2 separate regions of the Mus musculus genome follow, and region 2 is linked to region 1. A link is a loop called in an ENCODE intact Hi-C map of the cell type or tissue named here. Cell type or tissue: left cerebral cortex. All regions are shown on one strand. Each heading gives the region's core, and the rest is flanking DNA. Links, peaks and the distances in the headings are about the cores only.

Evidence for each region. A loop is a pair of places that touch in the nucleus more often than their neighbours do. Peaks named below come from ENCODE experiments on the same cell type or tissue, not always from the same donor. Only the 100,000 strongest peaks of a DNase experiment are listed, where the experiment ranks them.
Region 2: it touches region 1 in a loop (2.0-fold over the local background); 3 of 42 quality-filtered maps call a loop at or near these places.

What each region holds. Positions count from the first base shown.
Region 1 is chr8:46,316,087-46,332,416 of GRCm38, reverse strand. It overlaps Gm39168 (a long non-coding RNA gene), which reads right to left. Exons shown (of 4, transcript XR_001778549.1): 4 at 6,688-7,635. Among named protein-coding and RNA genes, the nearest start is that of Gm39168, 23 kb to the right of the region's middle. In left cerebral cortex, for the core only: no CTCF peak of the experiment used is centred there; a DNase peak (open chromatin) is centred at 8,571.
Region 2 is chr8:46,383,812-46,400,141 of GRCm38, reverse strand. No RefSeq gene overlaps it. Among named protein-coding and RNA genes, the nearest start is that of Gm30931, 29 kb to the right of the region's middle. In left cerebral cortex, for the core only: no CTCF peak of the experiment used is centred there; a DNase peak (open chromatin) is centred at 9,510.

The DNA.
Region 1 (16,330 bases), core at 6,694-11,693:
GCCCATTGACAATAGTAGCCTGATGATGGGGTAAATGGTGGGACCTGGTTCTAGTCACTGTCCACTATTCTACCAGAAGAGTGGTCTGAGATGGGGTTCCCTTACGCCCTCCCCTTGAGTCTAAAACGAGCTCACTTCCTAGGCCTTCCCCTTGCAGCTTTACACAGAAAACCCATATGCCTGGGGTGTCTTTCTTTAGCTTGTCAACTCTCTAGGAGAGCCTCTGGTGGGAATTCCATCCCCAGGCCAATCTACCTCATCTCAAAATCAAGTTCAGATCATCATCTCTTCTCCCCTTTAGCAGTGTTCCTGTCTTGGATACAGATATTTCCTCAGGTACCAGGCTCAGTGCCGCCTGCCTCTCGTTGCCTCTGCATCCAGCTAGTGATGGAGCCCTGCCAATATTCCCCAGGCGTGTCCTCTTCATGACTGCTCGTCCCAGATAAAGCTGCAGGCCAACCACTCAGGGATGTAATGGTTATAAGGTTCACTGAACATCCTTTGTTCTTGGTCCTCGTGGGCACATGGCCTGGGAGCATACTAAAATAGAAAAACCAGGGCCAGAGAGAGGGCTCAGGAGTGAAGAACACCTCTAGCTCTTGCAGAGGACCAGGGTTCAGTTCCCAGCACCAATATGGTGGCCTATAACCATCCATAACTCTAGTTACAGGAAGTCCACTGTCTTCTTCTGATCTCCATGGACACCGGGCATGCATGTGATGCCCAATATATATGCAGGCCAAACACTCACACTTAAATAAATCCATCTGAAACAGAGAAACTTAGGTCTTGCCATCACACCACTGGGACAGAATCTCTGGAGGTGGGACTGGAGAATCTGACTCCAAATTTGAACCCTGGTACCTAAGCACATTCTAACAGGGTACTCCACCCCCCACCCCCGTGATAGTGGGTGATACCCAAATGGCACAGTGATAAAGTAGACCTTTTTTTTTTTTTTTTTTTTTTTACTTCAGAGACAAGTTTGACCACTTCTTGGTTGTGTAATAGATAATATGTCCCCTAAAAGCTCCAGTTCCCTTGTCAGTCAAACGGGAGTCAATGAGAGGATTAAATAGACACAGTCCACTGCTTAGACACTAGACACATGCTTTCTGACTTCACAGCGGTGGAAGCAAGATGCACATCCAGTTGGAAATACACATTGATTTTAAAATCAGAGCTCTCCATGAGGTAGCAAGATGTGGTCCAACCCTCCAAGATGCTGGGCAGCGACAGCAAGCCACATGGTTACAGAGGGACAACCAACACTACAGAGGACTGTGCTGTCCAGCTCTGATATTCAGCAGACTCGCCCTACTCCATGCACTTCTGATAGACAGTGTTTCTCTAGCTTCTGCTGGGCTTATTGGTGTGCAAGAAGGAAGCATCCATGAGGAAAGTCCCATGAATCATCTAGACCAGTGTAGGCACAACGTAAGGCCATGGTGCTCCAACTCAGTGCATAAGCCATGAGTGGACTTTTCAATTCAGAATACCGTTTTCTGTACACACACACACACACACACACACACACACACACACACACCTGTGTGCAAGTGTATGCAATTAGAGCTCACTAATTTGCTAAATGGACTGGCCAGTAAGTCCCAGGGGTCCCCCTGCCCCATTTTTCCAGAGTTGCTGCTGCAGCTGGCTTTTCAAATGAGTGGTGTGGCTCCATTCAAGCTCTCATGTTTGTGTAGTAAGCACTTTCTTAAAATACAGTTTTCACCCAGTCACATTCCTTACTCAAAACTGCAGTGCTCAATTCCAGAGAGTGGTACAGAGTCCCTTGGTCCAGTGATTCCGAGTAACATCAGTAGTGATAAGGCAAAGTGGAAGCAGACACTCATGATATGGTGAGAGAGCAGGCATCTCACTGCTGGGGGCTTCCTCCAATAACTTGGAAGCTAAGGCTAACTTTGAGAAGAACACCAGACAAGCCGAAGGCAAGAATGCCTGATATGCGTGATCCTGGATTCGATTCCCGTCACTGAAAACAAAACCAATAAAAGCATCATTGATTCTTACAGTACGCATCGCGATGTACCTCTATAGTACAAGAGGCTGGGGCAGGGGGGAATTTGAGGTGTGCTTGAGGTGATAGTGAGGGGTGAGGGAATTGGGGGAAGAAGACAAGAAGAAGGGGGAAGAAAGGGGAAAGAAAGGAGAGGAAAGATTCTCTACCAGATATCTGACCCATACTCATCAAAATTATCTAAGTCATTAAATCAAGACTTTAATACACTGTGAAACTGTCACACTGAAAGGAACCTAATGTCACTTAAAAGCAAATGTAAGGCAGGATCATGAGGCCAGTGACATGGCTCAGCAGGGAAAGGCACTTGGGCAGAGCTTGACAGCTTGAGTTTAATCCCTGGGATCCAACATATAAACAAAAGATCGAGCACATGCTAGTGCACAAACACACACACACACACACACACACACACACACACACACATACAGTCAGTCAATAGAGTAATTAGTCAATCAGATTTAAAGTCTTAAAATGTAATGTGGGATTCCAGTTGAAATTATGAAATGGAAATGAGAAAAGCTGAACACGGTATGACTTCAGCTATTGACAGTGTATCAGTACTGGCTCATCTACTGCAACAATGTATCAATACGATCAATGTAACAATGTATCAACCCCAGCTGTTAATGAGGATAGGCAGGTAGGGTACATGGGAACTTGACACTCCCTCTGAAATACTGGATGGATGCAAGCTCGGATGAAATCCTGAAAGAAGTGAAACGATATTCAAGGAAAACGGGTGAAATCTGGATAATTACAGCCCAGTTAATTGCCATCTGTCAGGGCTGACTCATCAGTTGCCAAGAACTGGGACTAGGTAGGGGCTGTCTGTGTATTCTGTGTCACCTTTGCAATGGCTAGGGGATCTGAAGCTATTTTAAAATTCAAATGTTACTTAAACAATGGAGAAATTGTTTAGTCTCTCTATTTATCTGACCCAACCTGACCTCCTTCTGCCCTGGAGTCTTCTCCTCTGTTCAAATTGGTCTTTCAACTCCCCACTCAAGGCCCAGCAAGCCATGTCCCACCATGCAGAACACTACCTTCCTCCCCACCTGTTCCCTTTCCTTCGCTCCTCTTCTCTTTCTCTTTCCTTTTCTTTCTTTCACGTCTTTATTTGGAACAGAACCTATGCCCTCCCCCATGACCTTTGAACTATCTATGTCATCAAGGATGAGCTTGAATTTTTTTTTTTCATATCTGGAGGTTAGGGATGTTGTCTCTGTGTGCATGTTTATTCACATGTGTGTGGGCACTCATGTGACTATGTGTGCACATGTGTGCACACGTGTGTGGAGGCCCAAACTTGTTGAAGGATTAATCTCTCTCTATTTTAAGGTCTCCCACTGAACCCAGAGTTACTAATTCCAGCTAACTGAGCTAGCTTGATAGCCCTGGCGATCTCTTGTCTGGGCCTCAAGATGACAGGCAGCAACCATGGCTGCTTAGCTTTTTAAGTGGGTTCTGGAGGTTCAAACTCCAGCTGTCAGGCTCGTATCAAATGTGCGTTAGCCACTGCATCATCTCCCAAGCTTCAGATTCTCCTGCCCCCCAAGTGCTGGGTTTACAGAAGTGCCACATATCCAGTTATGTGGCTCTGTAGCTGGAACCAGGGGCTCCATGCATGCTAAGCAAATGCTCTATCAACTAAACTGCATCCCCAGCCTCTCTCCACCTACTTTCTAAGCTGAAGTCACCACCCATCTATTAAGATCTAGACAGACTGGCTTTTCTCCTGAGATCCCTGTCGTGAGCTCTCAGACTCCGACAACGCCCTTCTTTGAGTTCTCGCCCACAATGCCTCACTTTTGCATTTTACTCTTTATTGCCATTGAGATCAGGGGGCAGTGGCCAGAGCTGAGAGCATCGTTCCTGCTGCTGAAGTTATTTCTTTTTATCTGTGTTGATTAGCTTTCTATTGCTGGGATAAAAATGTCTGAAGCAATCAACTTCCAAGGAAGAAAGGCTGAACGTGGCTTACAGATGCAGCAGCTTCAGGCCAGCAGCAGTGGGCTTTGTGTGCCTGGGCCTGTAGGGAGGAATAAGATCATACTAGGAAGTATGACAGAGCCAGCTGGCTTACCTCAAGATAAGTGACTACAGAGAGGAAAAAGAAGAGGCAAGGACCTGTGTTCTTTCAGGGAACACCTTAGACCCCAGGATTCCTTTTTCTATGTCCTTCTTCCAAACTGCCTCATTAATCTCTCAATGCTGCCTTAGCCCCAAGGACAAAGCCTCCAACCATGGCCTTTGCAGGACATTAGCAATGCACACAGCAGCATCAAGAAATTGCAACCCTCCACCCAGGGTGTCATTCTTCTACCTCAGTGTCCCTAAAATGCGTCAAACATTTCCTCTAACTTACCATATCACTTTCCTCCATTTAAGAAAAACTGAGAAAAAAAATTTTTTAAAAAAATTGGGAAGTCTGATAAAAGCAGTACAATTTATCATTTTAACCATCTCAAGTTTATAGTTGAGAGGCATGAAGCACAGGCGCATTGTATGGCAGCCACTGCTCTCCATCTCCAGAGCACTTTTGTCCCCCCTAAGTAAACCCTGTTGTGCAGGAGCATCCCCCTCCCCCCGCCCCCCTCCAACTTCCGTTCGGCCTTCCATCTTAGTGAATGGGTTTGTCTAGGAACCTCAAGGAAGTGCCCAGCTGTCCTTTTGTGCCGGCCTTCTGTTGTTTGGCACATGGTCTCCAAGGTGCATCCATGTTCAGGATAGAAAAGGTTTATTTTGGCTTCCCATTTCTGACTGTTTTCTTTTAAAGACTGAAGAATATTCCTACCATGTGCCTACATCACCAGATGTTTGTTCGTGTATTTGACAGACTTGTTAGCGTCACCACGGAATAGCTGCCAGGAAGGCCACAAGGGCAACTCTATCAGGCCTGGTTCCCGGGTTCATCAACCTCTTCTTGCTTAGTGAGCAAAGTACGTTTTAAGACCTTGCTCTCTCAGTGGGGCGTCAAGCACATGTGTGCTCCAATGCTTTTTTCCAAGATCAATTTTTTTTGACAGATATATGCAATACCAGTATCTGAGTCAGAAGAAATCCCTCTTATCTAGGCCTTCGAAGGGATTAACACAGAAAGGTGCCTTCAGAATCCACTTCCTGTGTGTTCTGCGGGTGATTTTTAAGCTCGCTCTTGGCTCCGAGCATGAGAGAATTAAGGAACTCAAACATCTTCCTCATGACAATACAAACAGGATGAAACCGGTCCTCTTTTTTTCTCATTTGATCCCACATTGGATCAATTTCAAGATAACTAACTGAATTCTGGCCATCACACTCGGAACATTGTGCCCACTGTGCTAAGGATGCTTCCTCTGTCATGTGTGAACAGAGAAGGTTTTATCCTATTAGTCAGGGTCATCAGGGGTGCTTGCACCGAGGTTGAATCCAGAACACTCAGTGACTTCGTTGAACAGAGGATTAGTCTCACCTTTGTAAGGGAAGTTGCTCTCTTGCATAACACTCTTCAAAAGGTGACGCAGGGCTAACTTCGTTCCTCTTGTTTGCTAAAGTTCTCTACTTCCAGTCATGTGGGAAAAGAAAACCAACCACAAAGTCCTGAATCTAAACAGCTGGAAATGACATCACTGGTAAGAATTAGGCATAAGGGGAGAGGGGAGTGCAAAGTGTGTCAGAGAGAGACAGAGATAGAGACAGAGAGAGACAGAGAGAGACAGGGAGAACTTGGGCCAGGTGTGGGCTTTTGAAATCACACAGCTCCCCACCCCCATCCCCCAGTGACACACTTCCTCCAATAAGGCTGCACCTACTCCATTAAGGTCATACCTCCTAATCCTTCTAATCCTTTCAAATAGTACTACTCCCTGGTAACAAGGCATTCAAATATATGAGCCTATGGGGGCTATTCTCACTCATACCAGCACACTGAGGAATACTTCAAGGCTGGTGACATATAACTAGCAAATTGACTGGTGGTTTACACTCAAATGTTTCATGGTTTCTGGATGAAGACTGGGATCTTCCCTAAATAGCAATACTGAAAAATACTCAGAAGAATCCAGCCCTTTACCCACTATTGTGAACTTCCCTAATAACCCTGAGAAAGACAGGCATCACAGTGAACAGCCATCCTACATCCCCAGGGGGAAAAAATGAGTTACACCTGTAACCGGGAGGTAAGTAGGTGTGACCAAGGGCGATGTGGAGAGCAGCCTTTTCCCCATTGAGGGAACTTTCTCTGATGGGGTAGAATGTTAGTTTTACCAGGACACAGTCTCCAAAAATGACCAGATATTGTCAGCAACCCCAGAGATGGCACATCTTAGGTGAATGTCAGAGGAAGCAACAGGAAGAAGTATAATCCAGAAACAGGGGAAGGTCACCACAAAAGGTACTTTTTGCTCCTTTGTCTGGGAAGAACATGAGGTCCTTGCACGCAGGACGGCAGCCCAAGGCCCCTTCTGTGTCTCACTGGGTCAGAGAAAAGTGAGAGATGAAAGAGACCATGGCTTAGACCCCGTGGTGATCTCTTTGTGTGAAGTTTCTGATTCTTGTCCCTCAGACAGTTATTTTGCGAGTCTAGTGTCTGCTCACCCCGCCCCCCGTAGTGGCCCAGTATAGCTCCGAAGCAAACAAGGATTAGCCCCAAAAGTCACCTCTTAAGATGTCAAGTGCACACACTTTTGATGATTCTTGTTATACTCTTAAAATCATTTTGCATTCAATTTTTATTTTTGCCAATAAAATAAACCACCTTCAGCTTAGTTACACAATAGGTGATTAGAGAATAGAAGATTTTGACAGTGTTTACTTGCCACTTATAGGAGACCAGTGGTGAGTGTTAGCTTTAAGTATCAGTGAAGAGAAGGAAAGCTACCTCTATCTGCTGAGCCATGGGATTGCAGGTAGTCTCCACCATGTCTGTCTTACGTGGTGCCTAGGGATTCATGTCTGCTAGGCAAGAACCCAACTGAGCTACATTTCCAGCCGAAGAGTGGAGGAGTTCATGAATATTTGTTTGCTCTTCTTCTTTAACTAAGAGGGTTTGTAGGGTTCATGCCTTAGTTGCACCTGAGGGAGGGTCCCTAGTCCTCAGGGCTTTGGAAGGTGCCAGCAATCATGCTGCACAGAGGGACGCTAGAAATTATTCACATTTTGTCCTCTGCCACAGAAGTGGAAAATACATGGTTCCTTAAAGATAAACCATTTGTGCTTTAGTTGAGTGGAAACCTGAAGTCGAGAGGGACATCCATCTGGTCAACCACATGCAGCTTTTGGATCAAGTCACTCAGAACACTCGCTGGGTCTCATTCCATCTTTCACAGAGGCAGAAAGACGTGCTGGGCAGGTGAGACTTTTAAGTAATTCCTGGAGCTGGAGTGATCTGGCTGTGTCCAACTATCAGGAGATCTTCAACGACTTCCCAGCCTCCCATCAGGCCCAGGCTCCAGCTGAGCACATCTCCACATTTCTACCACAATCTGGATGCCCTGCCTGGATTCCACTTCTCCTGGTTCCACATGGGCCTGCAAGCTCTCTCAGGGGTACCGGTGCTGGGAAACTTGGAGCCACCCTTTCTCCTTGCTTGATTTCATGTCCAGCCACCGTCCCTGAAAAGGTGCTGGATCAGAAACACCACTCAGATATGGACACCTGATGCTATGCGAAATTTCCATCCACTCATCAAACTTAACTGCTGACATCTACTAACACACTTCCACACCTGCAATCTCCATCACTCCCAACCTCCCACCTTGCTCCAAGGTCACCTTAAGACCAGTGTGTTTAAAGGTTTTACAAGATGGGACTTGAGAGTTTCCAGCTGCACAAACAAAGCTAGCAATATCACCTCCCTTTTCCCACCTGCTGGCCAGCTCCCAGCGGTAGCTACACGGAGCTAAGTCAGGCTTTGATCACGGGTACACTCATACTTCCTGCCTTGCACACCGTTAACACAATTTCTCCGGGACTCTAGAACTTGTCTTTTAGGGGTGAAGGACTCTGTTTCTGCTCATGCATCCCTGGAAGTTCTGCTCGAATTCTAAGGTGGCTGGGATGGGGGCGGGGTGAGGGAGATTCAAGAAAGAAACATCAAGCACTTGTTGGCATTTGCCAGCAGCACTCTGACTGATCAGCTGCAGTGCCTTCCCATCTTGGACTTGTTCTTCTGATGCCAATCACCTTCTAAATACCCCTAAAGGCCATCTACAGAGAGAATACTCCAGGGCCTGGTGATTGAGCCATAGGATAGAGAATAATGTGGGCCAGTAGTAGGTTGTCTGAATCCTGGCACTCTGTCATAAAATCGACTTTGGTTTGTTAAGATAAGAACTCACCTGAAATGACACCAGGCAGTCCAGTTTCTCAGATTGGCCTGAAAAGGACCGGTAGGCCCAGAGAGAGGCTTAGACTGTTCCTCGCTGGACCTGAGCCAACCCAGCCTCCCTTCAGAGGCCCATTCTGCAGTTTAATCACGTTCTGGATCTATTCTGGGCCATATTCATCTCTTGGAGTGGAAATTGGATTTTGACAATGTGCCTTTTGCATGTAATCTCTTCATTCTAAATTACAGTCAGTCCCCAGCTAGAAAGCCTGGGTTAAAAGGCAGTGTGTGCCAGAATTCCTCCTCCAGCACCCTTCCCCCACCAATACACATAGACACGCTCATATACAGGCATACACTCACACACACATACACAAATACTCACAGCTACACACATATACACAGACATGCATACACACACTCTCATACACACAGGTACACACACTCACACATACATACACAGAGAGACACATACACACACACACATACATACACACAGAGACACACATACTCACACACACACTTACACACACACATGTACACACATACACAAACACACACAGGCACACACATACACTCACACATACACACACACAGGTACATATACTCACACATACACAAACTCACACAGGTACACACACACTCACACACACAGACATACACATTCACACAGAGACACACTCACATATACACACACATTCACACACAGGTACACATACACACACATACACAAGCACACAGGTACACACAAGACACATACTCACACACACATACACACATATACACAAACACACACAGGTACACACACACAGACACTCACACACCCATACACACACACTCATACCCATACACATGCACACTTACACACCCATACACACAGGTGCACACATGCGCACACACACACTCTCTCTCTCTTTCTCTTACACACACACACACACACACACACACACACACACACACACACACACACACCTGGCAGAAAGGCATCGTGTTAGCTGCTGACTACTTCCAGGCACTTGGCTGGGCTGCCTCTGATTTACTAACCAAGGGGACACCTAGTGACAAAAATTGATAAGTGACCAGAGTAAATGACCTAAGATCTTTTCTTTTAAAAAAAATTTGCAGGCTATAAGATGAAATGCCTCTTATTTTTATCCTGCTGCCATTTTTAGAGAATCAATCTTCTACTGCCATTTCTAATGCCCTGGATCTAGAAGTACTTATACTAAAAGCAAAAAGGATGACTATGGTGGCTATGCAGGCAAATGTACTGCTGCCAAGACACAGGTTCAATTCTCCAGTCTGCATAAAGGAAGGCACCACTCCTGTGAGCTGTCCTCTGTCTTGCACAAGCTTGCTGTAGCCAGAGTAACTCCCACCCCACCCCCAGGCAAACAAAGAGATTCAATAGTAAGACAAGGATGGCAGTGCACACTTGTGCGCTCAGGAAACTGAAGCAAGAGGATGGAGAGTCTGAGGAACATAGGGCGCCTCGGTCTCGATCTCATAGTGATCATCCAGACTCTTACTTTCTGCAGGCTGTGGTAGTGCCTGCCTTTAATTTCAACACTCCAGAGGCAGAGGCAGGCAGATCTCTGTGAGTTCAAGGCCAGCCTGGTCTACATTTATGAGTTCCAGGACAGTGGGCAGCCAGCCAGGGCTACTAGAAAGAGACTTCTGCCTCAAACAAACAAAGCCTCATACTTTCAAAGTTCTCTGCCATCCCACAAACGATTCCCAGGCTTCTCGATCATTGGCTCTGAGATTTTTGTTCGGTTATGGCTATTGGAGGGAACACTGTGTAAACAATGGAGACACAGACTTTTATGTATTTTTTTTTATAATTTTAGGTACATAGATCACGTCTCTGTATGACATTTCAGACATCCTCACTGTTAGTTTCCCCTCGGTCTTAGTGTTCTACTACGGTGAAGAGACACCATAACCCCAGCAACTCTTATAAAAAAGAAAGCATTTAATTAGAGCTGGCTTACAGTAAAGAGATTTAGTCCATTGACATGATGACGGGAAGCATGGCAGCATGCAGGCAGACATGGTGCTAGAGGAGTGACAAGTTCTGCATCTGGATCCACAGGCACCAGGAAGGGAGAGATGCTGGGCTTGTAATGAATGGCCTTTTTGAAACCTCAAAGTGACACGCCTCCTCCAACAAGGCCACACCTCCTAATCCTTTCAAAGAGTGCCACTCCCTGGTGACCAGTCACTCAAATCTGTGAGCCCACGAGCCATTCTCATCCAAACCATCATGCCAAGTTCATGATTCTGTTTTTCTTCTCACCACAGCTGACAGAGTTCATTCTGATAGACTTTCTAGAACACCTGATAGAGACCTTGGTCGTGTTGATTCCTTTTCATCTTGTTTTTGTTTTTCAAGACAGGGTTTCTTCGGGTTATTTGTGTAGCGTTGGCTACAGAGCCGGGCTAGCTCTGTAGACCAGGCTGGCCTGGCACCCACAGAGAGAGAGAGAGCCACCTGCCTCTGCCTCCCGTGTGCTGGGATTGAAAGCATGCACCAGCACTGCCTGGCCATCTCGGGGATTCTTGATCTTACAATATTGTTCAAGCATCTATACACACGTATTGATTACATTGCTTGTCCAGGGTACTGAAACTTTTTCAACTTTTAGATATTACTAGGCTGCAAATAGTAAGATATTCATCTATTGAGTCTCACAGTGTGTATGTATGCTACATTTCGTTGTTCATTTGCCAGTTATTGGGCTTCTAGCTTGTTTCTGTTTCCTAGCTATTTTGAATTCAGAATCCGAGAACATGGCCGAGCAAGGCTCAGAGGAGTGCCATGTTGAGTCTTTTGGACAGATGCCAAGGACTGGTAAAGCTGGGTCATACGGTAGATTTGTATTTAAGTTTTTTGGAAACCACCCTGCTTTCTCTAGTTGCCACACCAACAGTGTTGTGGAGTCTCCTTTCCCCACATCCTCTCCAGCATCTGTTGCCGGCTATTTTGTTGATCTAATTTCTCTAATTGTGAGGACCAATGGTCATTCTTTGGAGGCATTTATTAACTATTGTTATTTCTTCTCTCGAAAACACTCTGTTGAAGTCCCAAGCCCACTTTTGAAAGGGTCATTTTTATATTACTCTTCCCGTTTTTAATTCTTTACGTATTTGGACCTTCATCCATCCAGAAAGATTCTCTCCCATTCTGTTACTTTCCTCTTCACTTGAGTGACTTTTTTTTTTAACTATGCAGAAGCCTTTTAGTTTTGTGAAGTCTCACTTGTCAATCATTGACCACAATTCCCAGGAAAATGGAGTCCTATCCAGAAAGTCCTTTCCTATGCCTATATTATGTAGGTATTGCCTGTGTTTTCCTCTAGCGGTTTCAGTGGCATAGATTTCACATTTAGGTCTCCCATCTCTGAGGAGGTACTGAGTTGTTGTGCAAGGTAGTGTGGGTCTAATTTTATTCTCCTACATGTGTATATCCAGTTGTCCCAACATCATTTGTTGAAAATGCTGTCTTTTCTCAAGTGTATAGTTCTGGCATTTTTGTTGGGTATTAGGTGGCTATAGTTATATGCTGTGGTGGTTTGAGCACGCCTAGTCCAGGGAGTGGCGCTCTTTGGAGGTGTGGCCTTGTTGGAATAGGTGTGTCACTGTGGACTTGGGCTTTAAGACCCTCATTCTAGCTGCCTGGAAGCCAGTCTTCTCCTAGCAGCCTTCAGATGAAGATGTAGAACTCTCAGCTCCTCCTGCACCATGCCTGCCTGGATGCTGCCATGTTCCTGCCTTGATGAGAATGGACTGAACCTCTGAAATTGTAAGCCAGCCCAAATTAAATGTTGCCCTTAGAAGAGCTGCTTTGGTCATGGTGTCTGTTCACAGCAGTAAAACTCTAAGACACATGTACTCGTGTTTGGGTCTTTGATTTTGTTCCATTAATCTACATGTATGTTTTTATGCCAGTACCATATTGTTTTTATTACTATAGCTATAATGTATCTTGAGGTCTGGAGTGATAATCCCTTCAGCAGTGTTCTTTTTGCCCAGGATTATTTTGGCTATCTGGAGTCCTTTATGATTCCATATGAATTTTGAGATAGTTGGGTTTTTTTTTTTTTTTGAAAAGAAAGAGATGGGGATTTTGATTGTGATAGCATCAAATCTGTAAATAGTTTGGAGTAAAATACTTATTTTTACAACATTAATTCTACCAATCCATGCGCATGGGATATCACTATTTTCTAGTGTTTTTCTCTATTGCTTTCTGTAGAGATTGGAATTCTTCATTGTGAAGTCTTTCATCTCCTTTAGGTTATTACAAGATATTTTCTTTTCTTCGAGGCTATTGCGGATGGGAGTGTGTTCGTAAACTCTTTGTATGTTTGTTGATGGGCTATGGAAAAGCTATACAGAGAAACCCTGTCTTGAAAAACAAACAAAAATGCTGGGTGTGGTGGCGCACGCCTTTAATTCCAGCACTCGGGAAGCAGGCAGATTTCTGAGTTTGAAGCCAGCTTGGTCTACAAAGTGAGTTCCAGGACAGCCAGGGCTAAACAGAGAAACCCTGTCTCAAAAAAACAAAAAACAAAAAAAGGAAAAGCTATGAATTTGTGAATATTAATTGTGCATTCTGTCCCACTGTTGAAAGTGTTGATCATTTCTATAAGTGTTTTGGTAGAATTTGGGGGATCTCTAATGTATAGCATCATATCACCTGCATACAGGGATAGTTCCAGTTCTCCTTTCACTGTCTATATCCCTTTAATTTTTATTCCTGTTTTACTGTCCCAGCTACTGCTTCAAGCACAACATTGAAAACTAATTGGGATAATGGACTGCTCTATCTCTTTACTGATTTTACTAAGATTGCTTCAAGTTTTTCTCCATTTACGATGGTATTGGCTGTGGACTAGTCATGGATAGCTTTATTTTGCTGACATATGTTCTAGCTACCTCTAGTCTCTCTAGAACCTTTATCATAAAGCGATATTAGATTTTGTCAAAGATTATTTCTGCATCTTTTGAGATGAGCCTGTGAATGTTTTTTTTTTCATAGACCGTTGGTGTGGTTTATCCCACGAGTTGGTTTTTGTTGAGTCAGCTTTGTTGAGTCAGCTTTGTTGAGTCAGCTTTGTTGAGTCAGCTTTGTTGAGTCAGCTTTGCATCCTCAAGATAAATCCTCCTTCTGAGTTGTTGGTCAGGATTGTCCAAAAGATTCCCCAAACATTATAGGTCATTGCTGCTGCCCTTGGTTGTCTCCTAGAAGCGGAAGGTTAAGTCTCTATTGTTGAAGACACCATATACTTCCGACCTAGGACCCAGAGGCCCTGAGCTAGCCCTGACCCTAAAGCCTCCTTCCTGAGTTCTAGCTTTCGTGGTACCAGAAGGCTCTATGCCAGCTTCCAAGAGAGCGAAACAACCAATGTCTTACATGGCTATGATGCCTACAAAGCCGAGCAGTGGCCAGCATGGCACACTCCACTCACGCTCACCAAGACCTCTCTAACTGGCCAACCCATGGGAGGGGATTGATGCCTGGTTCTGGAAACCTTGTCAGCTTCCAAGGGCTAGTGAAGTCATGAATATTAGAGAACTTACAGTCTCCCCTTTTCTAAACTATCCCAGTCCCTAACTACATTCTGAATATTTATCCTTCTGGACATGGAGGGATTCGATAGTTCTCACCCCTCACTAAAGCAAGTTCTCTTTGCAACAGATGAGACCATGACAGAAAACCATGACTCATCAAAATGCAGAGAACAAGAGATCTTGTGGTACCCAGCCCCAGCCAGAGGACCAGACAGTTTGTCGTAAGATGGTGTCTCCTAGGAATGTCAGAGAGGCTAGAATGTCACACCTGTGCTTAAATAAGACATGAACCGCGATGACATCGATGGTTAGCAATCTCAGAGCCTTAACCCTAGACAGAGCCATGGTAGCTGGGGAACTCTGAGAGAGGGAGAAATGTCATCCTCAGGGAAGAAGCCCCAGCTGGTTACCTCATACCAAGCCGTCTTACCTGGGGTCATATACAGAGAGGTAACATCGTATGGACTGAGCAGGTTGTATCTATGTATTTGGAAATATATACATATTTATGTAACAACGATGGAAGATAAAGAGGTCATGAACCCCAGAGAAAACAGGATGGATGTGTAGGAGCGATAGGAGGGAAGAGAGGGAAGTGGGAAAGTATTATAATTATAATTTCAAAAATGATTATGTGAAAAGCAACAAACCTTTTACTTTATGAGTTCTCTGTCATCCCCTACCAAATATTTTCAGCCATCTCTTTCCTTATGAGGCAGAATATTTACCAAAATAAAAGCGAGGAGAAGGAGAAGGGGAACCTCGCCCAGAATTTAGAGAATGGTCTGCTATCGCTGTCTTACATTACTTTGGGAAAGTCATTGACCCATCTGAATCTCCACGGCCTTAGACTCTAATCTGGGTAAACACACAGTATACTATATGCTTCAATGCTAGACAGAGTTCCTGGAGGCTGGTAGAAGGGAGAGGGCAGAAAACTAGAATCTGTCTTCGGAAACCTTTCTGTTTGCATACTAGTCACCCGGAGTTCATGGGACTCAGCCAAAGGACATACTGTTCCCATTTTGCTAGATCTCCTATGAATTATTCATGCCTTACACGAAGGCAGAAAGCATGGATAATTGCTCATTTGACCCCTGCTCAGATAACATTAGGAAGCTGGATGTTATTCCTTGGAGAGGGAAGATACGATTTATAAACGGAAAGTGTCTTTATAGGTTACCAAGTCCACACTTACCCATATTCCAGAACAAGAGGCCAACGTTCACTGGCTCTGGAGTTCATGGTTAGATTGGCAAAGTCATAAGAGTCTACTGAGAGAAGTTATGCGGATGAGTAAAACTCTCATGACCTCATAACCCAACACACTCAATGGTGGGCTGGTTTTTACTTGTTTACAAGTCAAAGGAGGCAACCTAAAAGTGTTACAACCGGAATAGTGTGTGTTACTCATAAACAGACCTTCAGTAATCCTTAGAGAACAGAAGAGAGTTGGGACCTAGGTCCCCAGGGAGAGGTGGAGACGCTTCTCAGCACCAGTCCTTCAACAGTTTGGACCAACTTTTTTTTTTCATTGAAAATGTTCCAATATTTTTAATTTAATATATAAAATGAGTACACCGTTGAATTTTTTTTACAAGATTCTACATACTAACACCTCATTTCTCTAACTCCCGTCCTCTTCCTTCTTCCCATCATGCTGTTAAAAAACTTGTTCTTCTCCAGTCGTTGTGGACGTTGTCTTACCTGGTATCTCTGCCAGGCTGCTACTCTGTTATGAATTCCCTGCTACCAGAATGAACCTGCCTCATTTCCTCTTTCTTAGAGGCCCACCTTACCATCCTATCCAGGATACAACCCCACTCCTTGTTCCATTTGTTTGGCTATTTTGACCTTAACACTCATCACCCACCAACATTCTAAGTTATCCATCTTCTCTCTAATACTCAGCTGGGTGAGGCCAGTGGGTTTTTGTCTGTCTCATTCACTAAAGTGGCTCTAGGCTTAGAACAGTATATGGCACGTGCTTGAGTGCACACTAGTTATGATGCACTTAAAAAGTATTTGCCTTCAACTCCACTCTTGGCTAGGTCTCTTCAAGATCAACTCCCATGGAGAAATAGATACTGTCAACAGTCTCTAGTGCAATCATGTGAGTTAACCAGAAAGGTTCCAGGCCCACAAATTGGACCTCAATCTTATGTTGAACCCTGCCTGTGACTCTTCCCAAAGTCCCATGGTGCCACCAGGGGACACACCTCCCCGCCTCACCTGGGATCGGGCAGGCCTTTGGATGGCTCATTTGAACATACCGCTTTCTCATTATGCCAGGCTGAGAGGTGAAGTCTTGGTTCAGAGCCTCAACAATCTCTGCCTCCCACTTTCTCATTGTGATACACACCTTCATAGCCATTCGCACAGATGGAGAGGGGTGGAGGAGTCCA
Region 2 (16,330 bases), core at 7,298-12,297, 67 kb before region 1:
TGGTATGTTCTGCGGCCCATTTGGAGACTGTGGCTTTGGTGGTTCTGCTTTGATGTGGCTGTGCCCTACTCTGCTCCCCATCTCCAGGGGAAACATTTGCATGTATTGAATACTAGTGCATATGACCAGCAACCAATCCCAACTTAAGTGTGGCCTCACCTGTGTGATTCCCAGGAAAATGGGTGGGAGATCACAGCCACGGACTGCGCAGGAGGGAGACAAGCCCTCATTCTCCACCAGGTCAGAGCATGTCACCCAGAGAAGAGGCTATCAGACCTGATGCTCTAAAGTGGAACTGGGAGTCCATTGTACGCCTGTACATTCCAGGGTGAGACAGTTTCCATGCCCACCACCTGCTATTGAGGTACAGGAGCAAACCAGTGAGGCCCCACACCAACCCTCTTGTTCCTCATCTGCATAAAGGGGACACAAGAAAACTCACACATGCATCATTTTAAGGAAGACTGCCTACAGCACACACTGTAAACAATGCACTTCCAGCAAAACTCACAGATAGTATTTTTAGGGCACTGATCGTGGATTATAAAAATAGCAGATGGTTTCCAAACCCCCATGAACTGATCACAATCTGGAAGGGATGTACGTTATCATTCCTGAAGAGCTGTCTCCTTCGAAATTCCCTTAACCACCAATCTTCCTGTGCATCCCATCACCGGACAAGGATGAGATGGGCTCTTGACAGCATGCATAAATTTCAAAGTAGCTTTTTTGTTGTAGTTAGTGGTGCTTTAAAAACGTCTTTGTACTGTCTTTAAAATTTTTTATGTATATCTACCATCTATCTGTCTACCTATCTCTTTCTTTCTCTCTCTCTTTCTCTTTCTTTCTTTCTTTCTTTCTTTCTTTCTTTCTTTCTTTCTTTCTTTCTTTCCTTCCTTCCTTCCTTCCCTCCATCCCTCCTTCCCTCCCTCCCTCCCTCCTTCCCTCCCTCCCTCCTTTCTTTCCCTCCCTCCCTTCCTCCCTCCCTTCTTTCTTTCCCTCCCTCCCTCCCTCCCTTCTTTCTTTCTTTCTTTCTTTCTTTCTTTCTTTCTTTCTTTCTTTCTTTCCTTCCTTCCTTCCTTCCTTCCTTCCTTCCTTCCTTCCTTCCTTCCCTACCTCCCTCCTTCCCTCCCTCCCTCCCTCCCTTCTTTCTTTCTTTCTTTCTTTCTTTCTTTCTTTCTTTCTTTCTTTCCTTCTTTCCTTCCTTCTTCCTATCTATTGTCTGTCTGTCTATCTATCCATCTATCTATCTGTCTGTCTGTCTATCTATCTATCTATCCATCCAGTGTGTGTTGGAGGAGGGGAGCTGCTTCTTTCCTTCCACCATGTGGGTCAGGTCATCAGGCTCTGTGGCAGATGCCTTTACCCACTGGGCCATCTTGCCCACTCTGAACTGTCCCTTTCTAAAAGGTTTATTTGTTTTAAGCATATGAATGCTTTGTCTGCACATAGGTATATATGCGTGTACTGTGGGGGAGGGGAACAATGGAGGTCAGAAGGCCGCACTGGATCTGCTCAGAGTCGAGCTTCTGGTGACTATGAATCACCCTGTGGGGGCTGGGAACCCACCTAAGATCTCAGCAAGAACAGCTAGCGCTCTTAACCCTGTGAGCATCTTCCCCGCCCCTGGGCTGTCCTGTTTGAGCTTGCAGTTTTTCTGCTAAGTTAACTGCCCCGTAGATGGAAAATGAGCCTTCCTTTCTGACGCTTCTCAGTCATTACATAGACATGCATAGGACGGTTCCAAAATTACTAATTTATAAAAGCTTAGCCGATTCTGTCACAGGATTAGAAAGATGCTAAATTATTAAGAGTAATCATTTTTCAAACATCTCTGTACAAAAACTGCTCATGAAAATCTCTGCCCTGGCTTAGGACACTCTTTATTCCCAAGGCCTGAAGTGGATTGCCACCACATGGTGGGTACAGCCACAAGATGAGGGACTAAGTGTGGAACAAGTGTCACCCACTCTGAAACAAGTCATCCAATTTGGAAGACGTTCCACTATTCTAAATGATGTTCTTTCAGGTGCACTACCTTAGCGTTTTAAAGAGCATCCTTTAAAAGAATCATAATTTAAATGAGAATGAAATATCAACCTATCACTCAAATGTTCTCCAAGGCTTTAGAATGAAATCAGGAGGCACCGACAGGCTGAGGCTGCCAAGTGAGGAATAGTTTCTGAAAGATGAACATTTCGTGTTGAATATGTTGAATAAAAATACATTTTGAATATGCTTGAATAGAAAGCAATCTGGGATGCGTTGAATAGAAGATGCATTCTAATTACTATAATGCACCAATTCAAGGATACCGCTGGAAATGGCTCAATTTCGGAATCAATAGTTCTGATTGCTGCACGTTTGAAAGGATCTCAGAGTCTTTCTGCCTTGAAAGCTTGGCTACAGTCATCCTTTGAGGTTTATTCTAAGAAGCCAGGGGTGGGGAACAGAGGCACTCTGCAAGGGTAAAGATTTTTTTTGTGTGTGAAATTCCTGGGGGATCTGGGATTTAATCCTACTATGTTGAGCTTGATGCATAGATTCTATGGTATTGTCAATAGCTAAAAGTAACTGACAATATTTGCCTAAAAGAAAGGAGCCTGGTATGAAAGTTCCATAGTTGTTTGCCAAGGGCTACATCAGATCCTTTCCCGGGTATGTTTGGATAAGGGGATAGTGGGGTTGCTTAGTGGAAGACAAAGCATATTTTTGTTCTGAATGAGCACTTAGAATATCTGACTTTAAAACAGAGACAGAATTCCTTCTCTGCTTGAATTAGCACACCGACCAGTAAATCAACAAATATTTATTGAGATCCTGCAATGGAACCTTGGACTTCCTTGTTTGATAACTCTTGGCAGGTTTTCTAGTGTCCTGGTAAAGAAAATATTTCTTCTACCAAATCACGTTAAAAATGTGTTTATTTTTCCATCTCATATTTATACTTACTAAAGGAGTTTTCCTGTGATCTTTCTTCCTCCCATGGAAGTGCACTATCCATTTTGTGCTCTACATTTAGTTAAAACAAATCAAAACATAGATTTTGATCACATTATCACCTTAGCCCTTGAGTGGGGGCAAGCATACAGATGTACAGTTGAATGCTATTTAACTGCTGGTCCACAGTGTGCCCTTGGGAACTGCAGTTGAAGGACACAGTAGAGGTGGTAGAGCTGGATCAGGAAACATTGAGCCTCTTCCTAACCTATTTCCCTGTCCTATATTTATTTTCATGGCATCCCAGGATTGCAGTGGCAAATATCTCTCAGTGAAATTCTAAGAGTATTTCAGACACATCCATTGTAAATTTTCCTTAGATTGCTACTCACTAAGACTACATTAGATCTCAACTTCTTTAACAGCAAAACTTACCAATTGCAAGAAGGATATCACATACTTTCCCTCATATGCAGTATCTAGATGTGTACCATAGACATGAAAGCAGGTGTAAGGTTATGGGGACAATTGGGTTAAGGAGGGGGGACAAGAGAAGGTAAGAGGAGGTGGACATGAACAAAGTACTATGATACACATGTATGAAATGCCATTATGAACCTACTATTTTATATGCTAACTTAAAAACATTCATTATTAAAACCTGATGAGAGGGGCTGGAGAAATGGCTCAACAGTTAAGAGCACTGATTGTTCTTCCAGCACTGGGTTCAATTCCCAGCAACCACATGGTGGCTCACAACCATGTACAATGAGATCTGATGCCCTCTTCTGGTGTGTCTGAAGACAACGACAGTGTACTTACATAAATAAAATAAATAAATCTTAAAAAAAAAAAAGAAACTGAGGAGAGCTGGAGATGTAGCTCAGTGGACAAGTGCTTGCTAGTGTGGGCAAAACCTTGAGTTTGATCCTAGCACTGCAAAAATAATTTTTCAATGACTCCCATATTGAGGGAGTTCCACAGATACGACCAAGTAGATATTTGGAAAAAATTGTACATCTACCAAATATACAGGTATTTTCTTGTCCTTATTCTCTGAATAATAGTATGCAATGATTGTTTACAATAGCATGTAATGCACTATGAGATTGTATGTGTGTTATATTAGATATAATATATTATTTATATTATACATAATCTTGAGGTTATGTGGCATGTCCAGAAGGATGCTCCCAGATCATACACAGGTACTACACTATTTTATATGAAGGACATAGCATCTTAGAGAAGCCTGGAAAATAACCTTCATGAAAGCAAGAACAGTAATAATAAAAGCAGACCCAGATTCATCCTATTTGAGAAGTATTCCATGACTCCTTCTTTACCAAAGGCTTGCTTATGCATGTCTCTATGCTGGAAATCCGTCTGGGGGAAGATGCTTTTGAAATGGATATGTCCATGGGGAAGTTGCATCTAATCAAAGCAGAGAAGACTGTGGGAGCTAAAGGAACCTTGAGTGAATGTGTAGAGAGTGGATAAAGTCCTGAGTGAATGTGTATTGTTGACATGGGGACAGTGAAGTCAAGAACCCTAATTCTTCAGACCCATGGGAGAGGTAAGACACTTCCACTTTGAGTGTTTACAAATGACTGATCAGTGTGAGGAAAAAAAAAACACCCCAAACCCAAAACTAGGAACTGGTACTTCCTCTTCCTGGGTATTTACAGACTGCTGGTCTACAGAGATCTGCAGAGACCTACAGAAAGTGATGAACATTTCTGCCATCCCCACCCCTACCCTTGTGCTGTACATAGTGAACACACTGGGGTTCTGAGTCTTTAAATTGTTGGTGCCATTGTATCAGACTAAACACAGCCCACCTAATCACGGCTTTTCTGTCTCTGTGTCTGTGTGTCTTTCTTCATCCCCTCATCCCTTTGGTCAGGTTTCCAGACCCAAGCCTTACAAGTCTTGGCTGAACAGCCAAAAAATATAGAAACAATAGCAGCCAATATGTGTTATAATAAGCTCTCGCCCTAATGTGTATTAGTCAACGTGAGTTCACTCTAAAATACACAAAGTCCAAACTGTGTATGTTGGCTCCTGAAGGATGGGTAGTCCCTGCCAGGCAGGTGGCGAGTCGGGTCCCAGGTTGTCAACCATTTAGCTTCCATCCCCACCAGTCAGTTTCCTAGGCTACTGTGATTTTCCCAGAGTAAGCTGCTGCCTCTGTTGCAACAGTGGAAAATTTCACATGGTTCTCTCAGCTAGAACTTAGTCATATCAGCCATACCTAACTTCAAAGGAGGAGGCGGTGTTCTGGATGCAAAGGGGACAGGGATGTCAGCGCAGCAGTAGGAAGAGCATGCTGTTTGATCCCCGGAGGCATAGACACAAACAAAACATCAAAGAGTGACAGGATATTGAAAATAAACCAATCTGGTGCTCCTCAGTAAAAAGAAAACTGCTAAGGCTGGAGAGATGGCTCAGCAGTTAAGAGCACTGTCTGCTCTTCCAGAGGACCAGGGTTCTAGTCTCAGCACCCACATACCTGCTCACTACAATCTGTAACTTCAGTTCTAGGGCATCTGACCCCCTATCATGGCCTTCACCTACACCAAGGCATGCATGTGATGCACAGACTATGCACAGGAGGAACCCCCATGCATATAAAATTATAAGAAATGTTTTAAGAGAAAACCTTGAGTGCTCTAACATTCTTTTCTAGTGGCTCGGGCCCCTAGGGACCTCTCCTGAAGATCATTCTTGGTAAAAGGAAAGATCTGCGTAAAGGCTAAGGGACAGCGAACCTGAGTGCACAGTTGCTCCTGAAATGAGAGGTTCGTGTAGAAAAGTGAGGTGAGGGTTGGAAATATCATTAGCCTTGGGTTGTGGGGTAGTATTGAGTACCAGACCGAAGAGCCTTACCAACACTTTAGGTCAAGACCAAAGACTCTCCCTTTAGAGTTAAAATTGAGCAAAATCTTTTCAATACCAGACCTGCCTTTGTTGTCCTCTGGACATTATTCTAATTTGTTCTGGTTTGGACTTTTTAAAAAGCAGCTCCAAAGGTTGTTGGTTGAGGCTTCATCCCCAGCTGTTGGCGCTATTGAGAGGTGATTGGACCACGAAGACCTAACTTCATTAATAGATTTCTTCCTTGATGGATCCATAGCTGAATGGACTATTAGTAGGTGAAGCCCGGTTGGAGGAAGTAGGCCCCAGGAAGTGCCTTTGAAAGGTACATTGGATCCCTGAAGGTAGACCCCTTCCTGTCTTGCTGTACTTCCATCTTTTCGAGGTAAGCAACTCTGAACCAATCTCCCAGGATGCTCTAAGTTACACAGGCCAGCACTGTTGACTTGAAAGTGCTGCAACTGTGAGCCAGAATCTTCTTCCCCTGCGTTAGTTGTCCACAGTAAGGAAAAGAATTCCCACTGCTCCTAGCGTTCACTTCAGACATTCCCAGATGTCTCTATCCACCATGGTCATCACAGGAGATGGTCTACATGTAGCAGTTGTTAGACTCTTTTTTGAAGCATAGTTTTATTTTATATTTGTGTGTGTACAAATGTGTGTGCATGTGCATGCATGAGTATGAGTGTGTATGTGTGTGTCTGTGTGTGTGTGTGTGTGTCATGGTACATGGGTTCGGGGATCAGAGTCAGGGCCTCAGTCTTGCGCAGTAGGTGCTTTTACGAGCTGAGCCATCTCACCTGCCCAGTTGTCCAACTCGTGGATTAACTTTCAGTAACCTGTTGGCAGCGCTTCCAAACAATTAGGAGCCCCAAGCAAGAGTTCAAAGAAGAGCTCTTTGCAAAGTCAGCCATGCAGTAACTCTTCACTCTAGGAAACTCCCAGCTGTGTTTTCCACACAGCCTTGGTAACTTGCAGCACCTTGTATGCTGTTTTCCCTTCCTGCCACCTTCTTCTGCTTTCCTTATGTCTTTCTTTTCTTTACAGACCTTTCAACAGGTATGGAGAGATGGCTCAGTGGCTAAGAGCACTTGTTGCTCATGTGAGGACCTGGATTTGGTTTCCAGTACCCACATGGTGTCCCATAGTCAGCCTTAACTCTAGTTTCAGAAAAGCCTATGCCTCCTTTTGACTTCCTCGGGCACCAAGCACAAAAAGTAGCACACATACACACATTGCAGGCCAAACACTCATACGCATAAAAGAAAAATAAATAAATCTTTCTAAAGAGAATTTGGTTTAAGAAAAGTACTTTTAAATTAAGAATTAAATAACTAAACTCAAAGAAAATTTTAGAAAAGAGGATAAAATTACTCACCACCTCATCTCTCAGAGGAATATATATAATTCATATATATAGGTATATATATATAATATATACACATATATATTATATATATAAATAAATTATATTACATGTGAGTTATATGTATATATATAAGTTATAGAGAGTGTATAAGTTATATAGATCATGTGTTTTATGGTCTGCTTTTCTGTGTTCAGCATATATTCTAAGAGTTTTGCTCATCTGACTGAGAGATCTTTAAGAACATAATTGTTAAGAGCATATATGAATGGGCTGTGATTTTTACCAAGAACCTCAGTGAGATTAACTTCTGTGTTGTTTCTAGGTTGAAGAGTAACAGGAGAGTCGAGCCAACTGCTCTATTAAGGGATGATCAAGGGTAGACTTTCTTTCAAATACCACACACCAGAGCCTGGAAAGGGTGTGTGTTTGATGTGGTCTGTATTTTGTTGCCCTACATAGGGATGTACTCTCTAATCAGGGATAGCTACCTCATCAGCCCATATTCCGTATACTGAATATATCCTAATTTGCTTATACGGTCCTATACAGTGTTTTCCTGATGTAGCTATTAATAGGTGCCTCCTAAGATCTGAGTGTCCCCACACAAAGTTTAGACGTTAGAACCTTAGTTCCTCCATGTGGCAGTGTTGGGTGTGTGTGTGTGTGTATGTGGCCCCACTAGAGGTGTTTGGGTGAAGATAAAATAAAATAGCAATCGTTTGTCCATCAGATTCGCAGCAACACTGTTCAGAGTTAGTTGTCTGAAGATGCTGTACTGGGGATGGAACCCTAAGGCTAGGCAAGCTCACTAGCAACCAAGTGACACCCGCAGCTCCTGATTCCCTCTCAAAAGAAGGGCTGAGTCTGGTGGCCCATGCTTTTAACACCAGCATTCAGATGGCAGAAGCAGGTGGAACTCTGATAATTCAAGGCTAGCGTAGTCTATAAACAAGTACCAGGACAGCCAGGGCACTTACACAGAGAAACTGTGTCTTGAAACAACCAACCAACCAAAAAAAGGAGGTAAAGGGGGAAGTAACCATTTTTTATCACGTTCTGTCGAAGCTTTTGCAATAAAACTTTTTTTTTAATTATCTTTTTTTTTTTTACAATCCAGTTGTTATCTCCCTCCCATTCTACCCTCTGACAAAACTTTTTTTAAAAAAAATCTTTCTTTTCTGTTTTTGAGACAAGTTCTTACTAAATAACCCCGGGCTGGCATGGAATTCACTGTGTAGAGTGTATAAGCACATACTCCGAGTCCTGCGTTCACCCCTTGAGTGCTGGGGTTATAGTGATCACATCACAGCCAGCTGTATCCCAATAAGGGTTTGCCTGGATCAAAGCTAACCCTGAGACACGATGCAATGAGGATACAAAGCCAGGGAGTAAAGACACCTGAACAGCTTTCTAACCAGAGTTCTGCCTTGCTAAGACAACACTGGCAGGAACCTAAGTCCGGTCCGAAGCTTAAATTCTGATGCAGAAAGAACGTAAGCCGATGAGCTTAAAGTTCCTGCAGATGCAGAGATTCAGCTCAAGATCCCCGAAAGCCTGACGTGACCCAGGCAAGGGAGGAAGAAGGTTAAATGATGCATACTTATGGAGGCTTAGCCTGTGGAGCCTGTGGCTGATGAGACTTGTCCCTTCTAGATGGGGAGTACCTGGAAATAAGTGAGAAACGTTGCTCTGGGCTGGTCAGATGGCTTAGTTCACAAAGGCACTTCCTGACAAACCTGACAATAAAAGCCAATCCTCTTGACCTAACTATATGGTGTAAGGAGACAACCGAATCCTGAAGGTTGTCCTGTGACCTCCTCCCACATGTGACAAACATGTGTACATGTGCAGACATACACCAAATAATAAGAAATACATGCTTTGGGCTGGAGAGATGACTCAGGAGTTAAGAGCACCGACTACTCTTCTAGAGGTGCTGAGTTCAGTTCCCAACAACCACATGGTGGCTCACAACCATCTGTAATGGGGTCTGATGACCTCTTCTGGTGTGTCTGAAGAGAGCAGTGGTAGTATACGCCAAAGTATAAAATTAATTAATTAATTAAAAAAGAACTAAGAAAAAGAAGTAAATGCTTAAAGTTTAAAAATAAAAACAAAAATCAAGATGAACTGCTCTAGAGCCTAAGTCGCTAGGGCAAGGAACCTGTAAGTGGTGTGGGTTGGGGTTGCTGCACAAGCTGAGAACACCCCAAAGAAGTGATGGAGGGACCCAGGAACTGACAGGCACCTCAAGGCCCTTGGTGAGTGGGTGGATCCTGTGAGCCGTGACTCATGGGACTTTGAGATCCTCCAGGGATTCAGGGCCTCCGGATGGCCGCCAGCTTGGCAAAGGCCCAGCCAGGCTGCTTTCTCCACCATCCCCAGACTCCACTTCAGAGACGCTGGCTCATAATGATCCCTGCTAAGGTTGCTACTGACACAGAATGTCCTTCATGCACCTGTCCCCTTCGCCCATGCAAACAAACTAAACCAAACACCCAAACCAAGTGTTAGCTGCTGGAAGATACAGGAAAGATCGAATCCTGTCATAAGGAAAGAAAGATCTCTCTCTCTCTCTCTCCCCGCCCCCCCCCCCAATTGCTGGTCAAGTGTTGTTTTCATTAACTTAACCAAAGACACTGTGTGTGTGTGTGTGTGTGTGTGTGTGTGTGTGTGTGTGTGTTTATGTTTATTAAGCCATTTCTTTGGGAATGTGAAAAGGTGTCCTTCTCTTAGGCAGGTTTGAACACACACAAGGGTAAAGAAAAACATTTTTGAGACAGGGTCTCCTTTATAATGTAGTACAAGTTGACTTTGAACTCATGGCTAGCCTCCTGTCTCCTTGTCTTCATTTGCCTTTCTACTGCTCTGATATGTTGCTGACGGTTTGGGAGAATGAAGAGTTTATTTGGCTTTCAGGTTCCAGGCTATCATCCAAAGCAGTCAAGGCAGGAGGAACAGCAGCAGGAGCCATGGGGACTGGTTACTGGCTTGTCCATGGTGGCTTGTCCTCCCCTGACTTGCTCAGCTACCTCCCCAGCGCAATGCACTGTCCACGTGACCTGGGCCCATCCACATCACAGCAATCAAGAAAATACCCTGCAGACATCCCTGCAGGCCAATCTCACGGAGCAACTTCTCACTTGGGTTTAATCTCCAGTTACTCACTTCTTGCCCATCCCCACAAACACCACCCCCCTCAAAAAAAATAGAGAGAAAAACAAGAAATGATCTACTTAACCTAAGCACCTAGAGGGCAGACTGGCTTCTGGGAACATTCTATAAAATTTCCAATAAGCTGTCAGGCCCCGAGGAGATGTCAAGGAGACAGAAACTTAAAATTTGGCGGGTGTGCTCAGCTCCTTTGGAGCCTCATACCACTGCGAGGTAGGCAGGGTTCAGGCAGCCGTTCTCAAACCACACAGGAGCAGGCTGAGTATAGGGAAGGCATCCAACGGTGCCCAGAATTTGCAAGTGAAGGATGAACACAGAGAGAGGCATGTTGTCTTCCCAGAACTTCATCATTCACTGTCCAGGCCGGCCCTTCCTCACTGTGTACCTGACATAACAATCACAGGCAGGGTACGTGGTAGCAGGCAGCTTCTAGGAACTCCAGAATACAGTTATTGTATTGTCAGGTCCCACAGCCAACATCAACCTGTGGCCTGAAGCCACATGGACACATGCTCTCTGTTCTGCCAAACTGGACTGCCGGCCAGTGAACCTATGGACAAGTCACAGGAACAAGCCACCAATGCAATTGATGCCAGCATGCAAACATTTAGTTCATGTGACAAGGACATCAGGGTCCACCTGTCCCCGGCCCTAAAGACTGCCCCCCACCCCCAACCCAAGACGTCGCATTTAAGCTTGATCCTCAAGGATGGTTAGAACTTTCTGGAAAGAAATAAGAGATGAGTGGGTAAATAGGTAAGCCCAGAAGAAATGAGGTGATTATGTGTTCACTGGATTGAGAAAAAGGGGGCAGGGGAAGCAGGCACCACAGAAACCACTTAAGCAGCTAAGTTTATCCACTGTAAAGGGCTTTGGAAATGGGGTGAGGTTTTATGCTTTGGGAATATTACTGTTTCTTCTTTCTCTTATGAAATCAAGGTCAGAATACATGGTAGACCATTCATAGTATGTCATATTTTGCCCAATAAAGTGGACACTTCCCACATTAGTATTCATTTTTAATTACCTGTGTAATTATTTATGGAGGCATGTGGAGGTCAGAGGACAACTCTTAGGAGCAAGTTCTCTTCTTCTGCCATGACTGGAGGAAGAACTGTGCCCCAAGGACTGACCTCGGGCCACGGGCTTGGCAGTAAGGGCCTTTCCTTCCTGCTAAGCCAGCTTGCCTTCTCTCTCTCTCTCTCTCTCTCTCTCTCTCTCTCTGAGTGTTGATCTTTGATGCTCAAAGGTCTGAGACTCCTGAGGCCTATGTTCCAGGTAGAAGGAAAGTACAAAATCTGCCTTGCTGAACAGGCTGTTTGCACAGACAAGAGGATCTCGGTGTCCTCTGAGGCAGGAGATGGAGGCCAGAGCAGGATTCAGAAGTTGGTGGGCGAAGGTCCTTTCTGAGCAGCTCTGAGCCCAGTCTTTAGGATGCCCCAGCCATTGGGAAGCATATAGGTAAGAGACAAAAGGTTAATGTGGACCCCAGCAGAACAGATTGGTTAGAAAGGAAACAGATAAAGGACTAGTGAGGTAAGCCGTCAGAGATGAGGACGGGTGAGATGAGGACTCGGTGGCGGTCATGGGAGAGGAATGAAGAAATTACATTGCGGCTTGCAGGCTGTTCCAGGCCTTGAGGATGGCAGCAGGAGACCCACAATCAGCAATTTCAGGTACACCTGGGGACACAGCAAGCCAAGTCTCAGACACGGCAAGTCTCCTGGGTCCACAGCTCCTAGAGGCTGAACAATCTAGGGCCATTAGGAGGTGACCCCAGTGCCACACGTTCGTGCTTCTTCTCAGCGACAAGACTGCAATAAGAATCAGGCCTTAGTCCTTAGGACTTGCCTAAAAGAACCCACTCTTTTACCTCACCCAACTGATGCAAGGTGGCAATGAGGTGGGATCTTTGGGATTTTTTTTCCTTTCCGTTTGCTTTTTTAAAATTGTTTTATTTATTTACATTCCAAATGCTGTCGCCCTTACTGCCCCCTTTCCAAGAGTTCTTTACACAATCCCACTCCCCTTTGCCACAGAATGGGTGCCCCCCCCCACACACACACAGACACACACACACACCTAACCCTCTCCCACCTTGCATCCCCCTTCCCTGGGGCATCAAGTCTCTATAGGCACATCCTCGCCCACTGAGGCCAGTAAGGCAGTCCTCTGCTATATATGTGCCAGAGGCCGCAGACCTGCCCACGTCTGCTCCTTGGTGGGTGGCTCAGTCTCTGGGAGCTCCAGGTAGGTTGACACTGTTGGTCTTCCTATGAGGTTGCCACTCCCTTCAGCTCCTTCAATCCTTCCCCTAACTCTTCGCTGACCTCAGCCCAATGCTTGACTGTACGTATCTGCATCTGTGTCCATCAGATGCTGGTAGAGCCTCTCAGAGGACAGCCATGCCAGGCTCCTGTCTGCAAGCACAACGTGGCATCAGGAACAGTGTCAGGGTTTGGAACCCTCCCATGGGATGGATCCCGAGTCGGGTCAGGTCACTGGATGGCCTTTCCCTCAATAATCTGAAAGTTCACTGTGAGCTAACTCAAGTTTAAAGCACAACACTAATCGAGTTAAAATCTGTTTTCTTGCAAGCTGAATTTTGTCCTACTGACCTTGTCTGAGACCTTTTACCTAGAGATTAGAGAATCATTAAGCCCAGAACCTGCACCTGGGGCCCTTTGCTCTCTACTTGACAAAACAAAACAGCAAAGCAAAACAGAAGGGAACAGGGACACAGAAGTGTGGGTTTGAAGAATAGGTTTACTTACGGTTTGGGCAAAATAAAGAGAAGAAAAAAATATGTATTAGTTTGTCACCACCCTTCCTATAGCAGTGTTACATTTATAAAAAGGATGGAACAACCCCATTTAAGCCTGGGGGGTCATACAAGATGCAGAGAGAATGTGAGACAGGGAGACTGATGAGCTTGGAAATGCCATCCTCTGTGCACCGCACAGCCTTTGCAACCATGATCTCTGCAGCTGAAGATGCCTGCACAAGAGTGGCTCCTTCAATTGTCAGTCATGGAGCCCCTCCCACTCCCTGCCAATCAGGAGATGCAAAGTCATCGCCTTCTGTTGTGTGTCCACTGCTGAGCCCACCCAGCTCCCATGAACAGACCCATAACCCAAGCTGGGAAATCAGGCCTTGTGGAGTGAGCCATGACGCAAGTGTGAGGAGGCCCTGCTGCAGGGGGGGGGGATCGCTTTTTGCACAGGACTTCTGCTGCGGTTACCCTCACCCTTACCAGGGATTTCACAGAGAAAGTTTTAGCCATCGCAGCCTACATTACACCGTCACATGCCGGTATATGTCAGCAAGGGGAAGCATGCAGACGTTAATGATACAGGCGAGATTTCAATATCGGTCGGGAGAAAGGCAAGATTATGAAACACTTCAAGTTCAATAAATAAACATTATTTAAAAAATATAATGAAACAAGCCAACAATCTCAACTCTGCGTGTCTCTTTCTGGGAGATGTGAGCGTGTGCTCTGTTAATGTACCTGTGATCTCCAGGTAACGTTTGTCACAGTTGTTTTGAAGGAAAGAACAAATCCTCATGAGAAAAACAAGCCAGGGTGGCTCTGCAGTTTTCCTAGAACCATTGGGTGGTGTTAGCTGAACTGGGTCTAGAAACTTCTCTGTCGTCTCGGTGCCAGGCACTGGTCTTCACAGCCACCTAACTGGAACTAGACCCACACCTCCTTGAAACAGGAGAAAGACGCTTTGCCTCTGCCTTAGTTGGAACGACGAGTGCTATGATGAAACCCCATGGCCCAAAAGCAAGTTGGTGAGGAAAGAGTTTATTTGGCTCACGCCTCCACATTGCTGTTCATCATCTAAGGAAGTCAGAACAGGAACTCACACAGGGCAGGAGCCTGGAGGCAGAAGTGGATACAGAAGCCATGGAGGGGTACTGCTAACTGGCTTGCTCTCTATGGCTTGCTCAGCATGGTGATTTTGTTTTGTTTTGTTTGTTTGTTTGTTTGTTTTTGTTTTGTTTTGTTTTTTGACCCAGGACCATCAGCCCAGGGATGGTGCAATGGGATGGGCCCTCCCCTATTGATTGCTAATTAAGAAAATGCCATACAGGCTTGTCTCTAGGCAGATCTTAGGGAGGCATTTTCTCAATTGAGGCTCTCTCCTCTCTTGTGTCAAATTGACATAAAGTTTTTCAGAACACCTCCCTCCCTTCCTTTTTTCTTTTCTGTGCCCTCCTTCCTTCTTTATCTCATCCTACCCTTGGCGTTCTCTCTCTCTCTCTCTCTCTCTCTCTCTCTCTCTCTCTCTCTCTCACACACACACACACACACACACACACACACACACACACTCAGAGGACTGAACCCAGAGCCTCCAGCAAGTCAGACAGGATTACTACCACTAAGCCACATCCTCAGTCCTGTTTGGACTTCTTGTTTTTGAGGGAGGGGAGTCTCAAGTTTCCCAGCCTGGTCTTGAACTCCTGATCCTACTCTTGCAGCTTCTCAGGGAGCTGAGATTACACACCCGTCCCACCAGTTCCAGCACAGTCCAGAAATCTGTTTTTCTCTATAGCTGCTGGCCTGAGTGCACTTCTGCACAAACATGCAGGTGGGAGAGGGTTCATGGGAGGTACCAGGGCACACCTGGGCATGTTTGTGGTCCCACGATTAGTCATTACTCCTACCAAACCCAGAACTGCTAATCACGATGTTAGGCACGTGGAGAACAGCTGCTCTTATCTATGTGACTCTCTGGGACTGCACTGAATATTCTCTGCCACTGGCTCGTCTCACCTGCAGCTTGTCAGGGAGCCTTCCTTGTGTGCCCTCGTTGCTATCTCCACAAGCATTTGAAAGGCGATGCACTTAGGATGGCTAAGTTGTTTCCTAGGTTGCAAATGTCACTGACTTATTTTTTTTTGTTTGTTTTTTTTTGTTTTGCATTTTCTTTTTTTTTTTTCCATTTTTTATTAGGTATTTAGCTCATTTACATTTCCAATGCTATACCAAAAGTCCCCCATATCCACCCACCCCCAATCCCCTGCCCACCCACTCCCCCTTTTTGGCCCTGGTGTTCCCCTGAACTGGGGCATATAAAGTTTGCAAGTCCAGTGGGCCTCTCTTTCCAGTGATGGCCGACTAGGCCATCTTTTGATATATATGCAGCTAGAGTCAAGAGCTCCGGGGTACTGCTTAGTTCATAATGTTGTTCCACCTATAGGGTTGCAGATCCCTTTAGCTCCTTGGCTACTTTCTCTAGCTCCTCCATTGGGAGCCCTATGATCCATCCATTAGCTGACTGTGAGCATCCACTTCTGTGTTTGCTAGGCCCCGGCATAGTCTCACAAGAGACAGCTACATCTGGGTCCTTTCAATAAAATCTTGCTAGTGTATGCAATGGTGTCAGCGTTTGGATGCTGATTATGGGGTGGATCCCTGGATATGGCAGTCTCTACATGGTCCATCCTTTCATCTCAGCTCCAAACTTTGTCTCTGTAACTCCTTCCATGGGTGTTTTGTTCCCAAATCTAAGGAGGGGCATAGTGTCCACACTTCATTCTTCATTCTTCTCGAGTTTCATGTGTTTAGCAAATTATATCTTATATCTTGGGTATCCTAGGTTTGGGGCTAATATCCACTTATCAGTGAGTACATATTGTGTGAGTTTCTTTGTGAATGTGTTACCTCACTCAGGATGATGCCCTCCAGGTCCATCCATTTGTCTAGGAATTTCATAAATTCATTCTTTTTAATAGCTGAGTAGTACTCCATTGTGTAGATGTACCACATTTTCTGTATCCATTCCTCTGTTGAGGGGCATCTGGGTTCTTTCCAGCTTCTGGCTATTATAAATAAGGCTGCTATGAACATAGTGGAGCATGTGTCCTTCTTACCAGTTGGGGCATCTTCTGGATATATGCCCAGGAGAGGTATTGCTGGATCCTCCGGTAGTACTATGTCCAATTTTCTGAGGAACC